Regions from separate parts of the Mus musculus genome. Here region 2 is linked to region 1. A link is a loop called in an ENCODE intact Hi-C map of the cell type or tissue named here. Cell type or tissue: left cerebral cortex. All regions are shown on one strand. Each heading gives the region's core, and the rest is flanking DNA. Links, peaks and the distances in the headings are about the cores only.

Region 1 (4,386 bases), core at 136-4,135:
CTGTGCAGCCCTTAGAACTATCCTGGGAATGTGGAGAGAGGGATTGTGAAGTGTTCTGTCATGAGGCCTGAGAATGAACACTGCCACCTATTCTTTTAAGGCAGTAGACCTAGTATTAGTGACCCCTACCCCTACCCTACTTCTCAAGCCTTAATCACAGCCACGCCCACCATCTAGTACGATCCCTGGAGGCTGTGTTTGAGTGCTCTCAGGAGGCAGAGACGCAAAGAGACTGTGAGGGAGAGACCTACAAGAACAGAAAAAGAGGGAAAAGGGAAGGACAGTGTTTGTGTGTGTCTGTGTGTGTGTGTGCAAGTGGATGGGTGGGTGGGGGGCTTCTGATGACCAAAACTATTCAAGAGAAAATTCAAGCTCCTACAGGAGGATTCAGTGCAATGATCCCAGAACTTAACCGAAGGCCATGGAGGGAGACGGGGGTGTAGCCTTGCAGAACCTGCTTTGGGGGGGGGGGTCACCAGGCAGTAACCGTTACTGCATAGGCGTTGTCACTAAGCCAGAACCATTTAACTGGCAAGGGTAAGCTTAAGACACCCCATAACTACGACTCTTAGACAGGTTGGAAGTGGGGGCTGAGGTTGCAGACAAGGGGAGGAGGGGCACTTGAGGGTTGGGTCTTTGCCTCCCCCATTCTCCGCTGTCACTACCCCAACAGTCGCCCGGGGGGCCGGGCCCCGGAGAGGTGGGGATGGGGGAGGGTAATCTTGGCAGGCGTCTGCTGCATGGCGTAGGTAGGGAGTGCTGAGGGGGGACGCTGGGGGGAACACGAGTGGGAAGCGGAGAGCCACGGGGAGGGGGAGGGGACCGGGAACCATTTGAATGAGAGGAGGGGATCACGGGTAGAGTGGGCTCTGGAGATAGGGCGGGCACGGGTGTGACGGGGCCAGGCTCTTGAGCCAGGTAAGGAAAGCAGGTGCGTAGATGTGGGGTTTTTCTTCCTTTTTTTGTGTATTTAGTGTACTAGGCCCTTCGGTGGAGAGGGGGCGCCGCCTTCCCCGGGGGCGGGCTCCAAAGCTCCAGAGGCTATCTTTTCCTCAACTAACGGGGCCCCGGGCGGGGGCTCACGCTCCATCCCCAGTGACGGCACTCCACTCCGCAATTTCCAGGCGGCCACTGGGCTGGGAGTCTCGCGCCGGGGGCCGGCGCTGTCTCGCGAGCCCCCTCCTCCAGCCAGCCAATGGGATTGGTCGCTGGCACCGCCCGCCTGCCTGGTGCAGAGCGCTCAGCGCTGCAAGCGGCGCTGCCATTTAAAGGGGCCGCGACCCCTGTCCCGGCTGCTAGGGAGGGAGGTGGAGAAGGAGCGCGGGGCCGTTGCTGTCTGCAGTTCTAGGCTTGTAGCGGTTACTCTAACCCTGCCTCAGGTAGGGGTCGGGTCTGTTCAAGCCGAACCGAACCTGCAGGCGGGATCTCGCAGTAGCCGGGAGGGGGGTTTGAGCAGGAATCGTAGCTCCAAAATGTCTTCCTGTAAATGCCTGAGGTGGGGGGTGGGCAACAGGAGAAGGGAAGGACTAGGGGTGCAGTAGGAAAGGGGGGACGGGGCTGAGGAAGTGGTCCACCCTGAAAGGTAACCGAGTGGGGGGGAGACGGTTAGGAAGAGCAGTTTGTGGGGGCGGGGAAGGGCTGAGAGAGGACGGGCTCCGCGGGGAGGGGCGCTGGGGCTGGAGAGGATGGGGAGAGACTGGAGACCTGGGGGGCTTTTGGGGGGGAGTGAGAAGGGACCAGGGGCTGAGGTCGCCGGAGCGGGAAAGGTTTCTGGCTGCGGCAGGCACGGGAAAATGTGAGGGGGCGTTGAGTCTGAGGTGGGGGGTGTGTGAGAGGTAGGGAGGAAGGAGCTACGAGTCTCCGTGGGGGGTGTCGGGCGGGTTAGAGACCAACTGCCTGGCGAGTGTGGGCACGGGGCCAGGGCAGGGAACGCCACTCCCCACAGAGGGCGCTGTATTGGGGGGGGAGTGGACATTGAGCCTGAAGCCTGTGGAAATGCCTATCGGCTGTGGGGGGCGGCTGCTAATGAGAAATCCAAGTGGATGACGGACGGGGTGTGTCCCACAGCCGACATAAGAAATTCAGGCTAAGACCACCTCTACTGCCCCCTCTTCCGATCTGCAGCCCATACCCAGCCATGGACCCCAGTGATTTCCCCAGTCCATTTGACCCATTGACCCTGCCAGAGAAGCCCCTGGCTGGAGACCTTCCAGTAGACATGGAATTTGGAGAGGATCTGCTGGAATCTCAGACTGCCCCAAGTCGAGGATGGGCTCCCCCAGGTCCGTCTCCATCCTCTGGAGCCCTGGACCTGCTTGATACCCCTTCTGGCCTGGAGAAGGACCCTGGAGGAGTTCTGGATGGAGCCACTGAGCTACTGGGGCTGGGGGGGCTACTCTATAAAGCCCCTTCTCCCCCAGAGGTGGACCATGGTCCTGAGGGAACCCTTGCATGGGATTCGGGGGAGCAGACCCTAGAGCCTGGACCAGGGTGTCAAACCCCTGAGGTGATGCCACCTGATCCAGGGGCTGGGGCTAGTCCCCCTTCACCTGAGGGGCTACTAGAACCTTTGGCTCCAGATTCTCCAATAATCCTGGAGTCTCCTCATATTGAAGAGGAGATACCCCCCTTAGCTACAAGGAGAAGGGGCTCCCCTGGGCAGGAGGAGGAGCATACCCAAGGGCAGCCACAGAGCCCCAATGCACCCCCTAGCCCTTCAGTGGGAGAGACTCTGGGGGATGGCATCAACAGTTCTCAGAGCAAACCTGGGGTATGTACCCCTACTGCACATCCTTCGTTGCCAGGTAGGTCACCTAACCGTTTGGAGGGGCCTGGGGAAAGAAAGGGTGGTGGTCAGGAGGGCTGGCTCTGTGCTTTGAGAAGTGGAGGAGGAGGGGACAGGAGGCTGGGAAGATTAGAGCAGGGCTCTGTGTGCTGAAGGAGGAGTGGGGTGTGGTGAAGATTGTGGAAAACAGGGGTGGGAGGCATGGAGGGGCTGCGCAGGATAAATGGGGTAGTGTGAGGGAATGGATTGGATGGCAGAGGTTCCCTTTCTCATAGCCCCAATGGGTTTCCAGTACCAGGGTCCTTCCTTCAGGGTTTGAAGGAAAATAGCAGGCTTCTAGGCTCTATGATTTTTCCAGCTGTTTGATTCTAAATAGGAGTGGAGTTTCTGGGATTGATGGATGGTAACTCCTCTCTGAAGCCCCCTAACAGCATACCGATTTCAGGGTAATGGTAGAGAGGCAGGATCTAGGATTGCATCTCTGATAGGGGAGGGGCGATCTAGACTTGAAGCTCTAGTTTCTCCCTGAATCTACCTAGTGCTATATCTCCTCTAGCCTGTGATAAGGGTCTTCAGATAGGTAAACTGATATATCTTATATCTCACCAAAGTCCAGAGGGACCTACCCATACATTGATGGGCTTTCCCCTTCTTGCTCCTTTTAAGTGGTTACATTTGTTTTTGTTGGTAAAATATAAATTCTTCATGCACAGTGGGACAGAAATGATTGGAGGGGTAAGAGAATACGTTTTATCTCATGGAGAATAGCTGCACACATACCCTCCCCATTTTCACCATAGTACCAAGTCTGAGGTAACCCTGAAAGGGTTAGAAGCCACAGGCACTCAAGTTTTCCCATTCAGTTTGGAGTAAATTGTTCCCCAGGAATGGAGGTGGGGGCCGGCCCTGGACGGCCCTGGACAGGCTCAAGACTTAGGCTACCTTCTTGCTTCCTTTGCAGGAGATGGCCTGACTGGGAAGGAGATTGAGAAGCCGCCTGAGAGGGTGAGGGGGGAGGGGATTGGAAAGAGTCTAGTTCCCCCTATAGCTCTAAGAAGGAGAGAACCCTCATTTTCCTCCCAGATGTTGGGGGGGTGCTGTCAGAGTCAGAGAAGGGAGGAACTCCCGTGTTTACTGATTCTTAGAATGAAGTCCAGCTCCCCATTTTCACCTTCTCTTTAGGGCTGGGCCAAGGGTCCCAAGTCTCTCACCTCACCTTCCATCTCCTGTCCCCACCCCAAACCTCGAACTCCAGTTAGCCTGCCACTAGTGTCAGCTTTCCCCCCCAACCCCCCGCCCCTCTTTCCAAGGTACAGAAGAGAAGCGAGCGCGTTAGAAGAGCAGAACCTCCAAAGCCTGAGGTTGTGGACTCCACTGAGAGCAGTAAGTAGGATTGGAGGAAGCGGGACCTGGGAATTCCAGGTGCACAGAAGAGCTTGAAGGTGGGATTAGGACAGGGCATGGGTCTTCTGGCCCCTGTAGTTCCTCTCTGCAGAAAGAGAAGTGCCTGTCTCTGCTGTGGGTTGGCATGGGAACCAAATGGTAGTGGGGGAAAATTGAAAAGAAGAACAGTAAGAATAGTAAGTTTCAACTATACTGTC
Region 2 (4,386 bases), core at 105-4,104, 110 kb before region 1:
AAACAAACCTCAGCTACGTAATCAATTTTGAGGCCTAAAAGTTTCAAAAATAGAAAATAAAAGCAGAGTGTGGTGATACAAGACTTTAATCCCAACACTCCAGAGGCAGAGGCCAAACAAATAAACCTCTTCCGATTCTGAGACTGTTATTCTAAAATACAGCAGGGAAAATACTTATGTTTTGAAGAAAAAGAAGTATAATAGGGGAATGATTTGAGTCAAAATACATTTGCTCATTGACATGAGATTATAAACATAACCCTTCTTAATCTTAAAATCTTAAGGGCAAAGAGTGGGTTTGTTTTCATCTTTAACTTTGAAAAGCATATAAGAATAGTTATATCAAATCTACAGGCACTAAAATATATGAGATGACAAGAAATCATTTTCACCCTTGTCATTAATCAACAATTTGAGACCGAACATTATAAAAATAAAAGCTTGAATTTGGTAAGAGAATACCTACTACTTGGCACTGAATTGACAGTGGAAACAGCATACAGAGCAAATGTATTGGCAGGCAAGAACAATGGCAGAGATTAAATATACAAGACAGAGCCCAAAACAGACTTATTCAGGAAGAAAATGTACTAAACTGCCAATTTTGCAACATTAAAGAATACCAAGCGTAGTGGGGAACATGTCTAATCCTAGCACTTGGGAAACAGAGGCAAATGCATCTCTATGAGTTTGGGACAATCTTGCATGCATAATGAGTTCCAGGTCAGGCAGGGCTATGTTGAAAGACCCATTGCTAGAAAACAAGAAGGGGGGGGGGGGGCGGAGAGAGAATCACCTGTGTGGCAAAGGGGTTGCAAGCTTCCCATTGTCTGCTGGTATCTTCTACTTTCATCTTCTGCCACCTCGTTGATGTCAGAATAGTCCACAGCATCCTCTCTACTCCTAATCCATCCTATGGATAAAAAGGGAGACGTCTCAAGAGAAAGCAAGTAATTATCACTTCCTTAGAAAATCCCCACTGAAAAGCGTACAACAGGCTAATCTCCTCCCCCCACCCACACTGTCCTCCCCATGGCCCACACTTTACCTTCATCATTTACCAGGGCACCATCACTCCCGGACAATTCTTCATTTGCTGTGAGTTCAGTGATCAGGCTGCCAAGACCCAAAGCCCCCAAGCCCGCAAGATGCTTCTTGCACTCCTGAAAAGGGGACAGCATGAGGGTCGAAAATAACAACTAAACCTGAAGGTCCTACACAAGTATATTTCCCTTGCTCATAACAAAGTCACAAATCCATCTGAGAAATTATTTCATGAAGTGCTGCTCAAAGAAACATCACATTCAAGAACTATATAGGAAATCTGCTAAATTCCATACAGATCAGTTCCGAACAACACACGTTCCATCCGTAGTCCTGGCTTTGGAGCCATTAGGATCAGCAAAAGCCAGAAAAAGCAGAGTTCCAAGGGTCTTTAAGAAGGCCTTCCACAGTGGCGGTTCTGATAACCTTACTAGAGTTAACTATTATCTTTCCTACCAGGCAAGGAGAATGTTACCTTCGAAGCCAACACCTCAGCATCAGTGACTGACACTTAAGACTTTTCCTCTTCGTCCTTCCTCCGAGTTGAGCCCTCTCGCGCTGTCTCCAGTTCTCCCTAGCCACAGCACCCGCCGCCCCAGGCCCACGACTCACGTCATCCAAGACGCTTTCGCCTTCCAACTGCCCTGCTCCATTGATGTTGCCGAACAGGAACCCAGTTAGAGAAAATGGGCCTCCACCAGCCGACTCTTCGTCGCTGTCTGTGTCGGACATGACGACGGAAGGGCTACCGCCACCCTTGTCCTGCAGCAGCCCAGCCCACCCCGGGCCCATGGGCGGGAAAGAAAAAATACGTCAGTCGCACACGGGTGACTTGCAGCGCTCCCTGACCCAACCAGAGGCTACCGGAAGTTGAAAAAAAGGGGGGAAGGATGGGCCGTCCTACGTGATCCTTTGATGTCGGGATGGCTACTTCCTTTGATGTGTTTGATTGGTCCGCCCAAGATCAGGCTGGATAACTGGAAGGTGATTGGTCAAACAAACCAGTCCCGCCCATCAACTGCGCGGGTCCGTTCTGGTTGCTATGGTAAGAGCGGCAGATTTTTCTCCAATAAGAAAGTAGATCTGAGGCGGCGTGACCTACGACCTCTGGAAACCGCGCGTCACCGGCTACAGTACACACTACACAATAATGATTTGAGCCGTCTTTTCCGGTTTGTGCCGTTCCCCAAAGGAACATTACTATGAATTGTGATAGGGGGACGACTGCTACTTACTTATTTTGAATTTACATTTTCCCATGGTAAAATGTTAAGCTTAGTAAAATGAGCAACCGAAACTTCAAGATTCACAAACATTAAACATTTTCATAGTTTTTTTAAGCGCACATATGATTCCCAGCACTATATATATATATATATATATGTATATATATATATATATATATACATACACATATATGCATATATATGTGTGTGTGTATGTATGTATATATGTGTGTAAATGTGTAAAAGCATGGAGAGAAGAAAGAAACCGAGTGGGAGAAGGGGGGGGGGGTTGAAGAGGGGAGAGAAAGTGAAAGAGAGACAGAAATATACAAGGCTGGGATACAGCTCACTGGCCAACATAGATTCAATTCCCTGTACTTAAAAAATAACCTTATTTTGCCAGGAATGGAAACCTGAGGTAGAAGTGTCTCTGAACCGGGCAGTGGTGGCGCACGCCTTTAATCCCAGCACTCGGGAGGCAGAGACAGGCGGATTTCTGAGTTTGAGTCCAGCCTGGTCTACAAAGTGAGTTCCAGGACAGCCAGGGCTACACAGAGAAACCCTGTCTCGAAATAACTAAAAAAAAAAAAAAAAAAAAAAAAAAAAAAGAATTGTCTCTGTAAGACCAGCATAGTATACATAGTTAAGCTCCAGGCTACTAGGGGAAACCCTATCTTTAAAAAAAAGTTTTTTAAGTACTCTATATATTTGTGTAAATAGACATATTGAACCAGTGAGGTGCCTCTGTAGGTAACATATCTGCCACCAACCCCGGAGCCCCATCCTGAGGACATATTTCATGTTTCAGATCACCATGGTGGCACACAGACTTGTTTGAATTGGAGCATCTTCACTGTGGCCAAACCGAGGATCTGTTCAGAGTTCCTACTTTGCATTTTTTGTGCCTGTTTGCTTGTTCATGTTTAGTTTGTTCTGAGGCAGAGTCCCACTTAAGTTTCCTGGGCCAGGCCTTGAATTTTCCATTCTTTGCTTCCCAACTAACTGAAATTATAGGTCTCTGCCAACAAGTTCAGTCGTGCGATTATATTTGATCACCTCTCTTTAGTATATACATGGGGACATTTTCTTTTTTTAAGATTTATTTTTGAAATGATCTGTATGTGTCTGTGCACGGGTATATGCACTGAAGTGCAGTTGTTCACAGAGGCCAGAACTGTTGACTGCCTCTGGAGTTGGAGCTGCTTGATGTTGAGTAGTAGAAACTGGATTCAGGAAGAACAGGAAGCTATCACAGCCCTGGCTGTCCTGGAACTCACTTTATAGACCAGGCTGGCCTCGAACTCAGAAATCCACCTGCCTCTGCCTCCTGAGTGCTGGGATTAAAGGTGTGCGTGCGCCACCACTGTACAGAAAGCTCTCGCACTCTTTATTCTATATGCCTTGGCTTGCCACTGTCAGATACCCTGGAACTGCCAACTACAGACAGTTGTGAGCTGCCATGCGTGTGGTGGGAACTGAACCCTGTCTCAAAAAACAAAATAATGATGATGCATTAAAACTCATACTCTGCCCCTTCCTAATTTAAGATTTACTTATTTTTATTTTGTGTGTATGAATGTCTTTTTTGCATATGAATGTTTTGTTGAATATGTTTGTGCACTGTGTGTGTACCTGGTGATTTCAGAGGCTAGAGGAGGCCATTGGATCCTCTGTAACTCGAGTCACAGACAGCTGGAAGTTGTCCTGTGAGTTCTGGAAAGTGAACCCAGTTTCTTTGCAAGAGCAAGCACTCTTCACCGCTGAACCTTCTCTCCAGACCCTTTCTCTTTTTGTGTGTTTTGCTTGTTTTGCTTTTGTTTGATTTTTGTAAAGAGATTTCTTTTTACAGGTATTTGTGTAGATGCATAGTTTTTATGTACTCAATGCATATATGATGCCATAGAGGCCAGAATAAATTGTCAGATCCCATGTGAGTGCTGGCTACTGATAGGAGGCCATGAAACCATTCTTAATCACGGAGCCATCTTTCCGCTCTGTGTTTTTATTTATTTAAACACACACACACACATATCCACATGTATATCTGTATACCATGTGCATGCCTGAAGCTCTCAGAGGCAAGAAGGTCCCTCAGAACTGAAGTTACAGATGGTTT

The links. A loop is a pair of places that touch in the nucleus more often than their neighbours do. Peaks named below come from ENCODE experiments on the same cell type or tissue, not always from the same donor. Only the 100,000 strongest peaks of a DNase experiment are listed, where the experiment ranks them.
Region 2: a loop joins it to region 1, with 2.4 times the contacts of the local background. A loop is called at or near these places in 1 of 42 quality-filtered maps.

What each region holds. Positions count from the first base shown.
Region 1 is chrX:101,416,691-101,421,076 of GRCm38, reverse strand. Zmym3 (zinc finger, MYM-type 3) reads left to right here and starts at 855. Exons shown (of 25, transcript NM_019831.3): 1 at 855-931; 2 at 2,125-2,804; 3 at 3,747-3,790; 4 at 4,096-4,168. The coding sequence starts at 2,138. In left cerebral cortex, for the core only: a CTCF peak has its summit at 1,956; DNase peaks (open chromatin) are centred at 755, 1,166 and 1,943; H3K4me3 peaks cover 2,754 bases; H3K27ac peaks cover 1,652 bases.
Region 2 is chrX:101,530,272-101,534,657 of GRCm38, reverse strand. It overlaps Taf1 (TATA-box binding protein associated factor 1), which reads right to left and starts at 1,923. Exons shown (of 39, transcript NM_001290729.1): 1 at 1,657-1,923; 2 at 1,049-1,163; 3 at 797-913. The coding sequence starts at 1,836. In left cerebral cortex, for the core only: no CTCF peak of the experiment used is centred there; a DNase peak (open chromatin) is centred at 2,039; H3K4me3 peaks cover 1,389 bases; H3K27ac peaks cover 713 bases.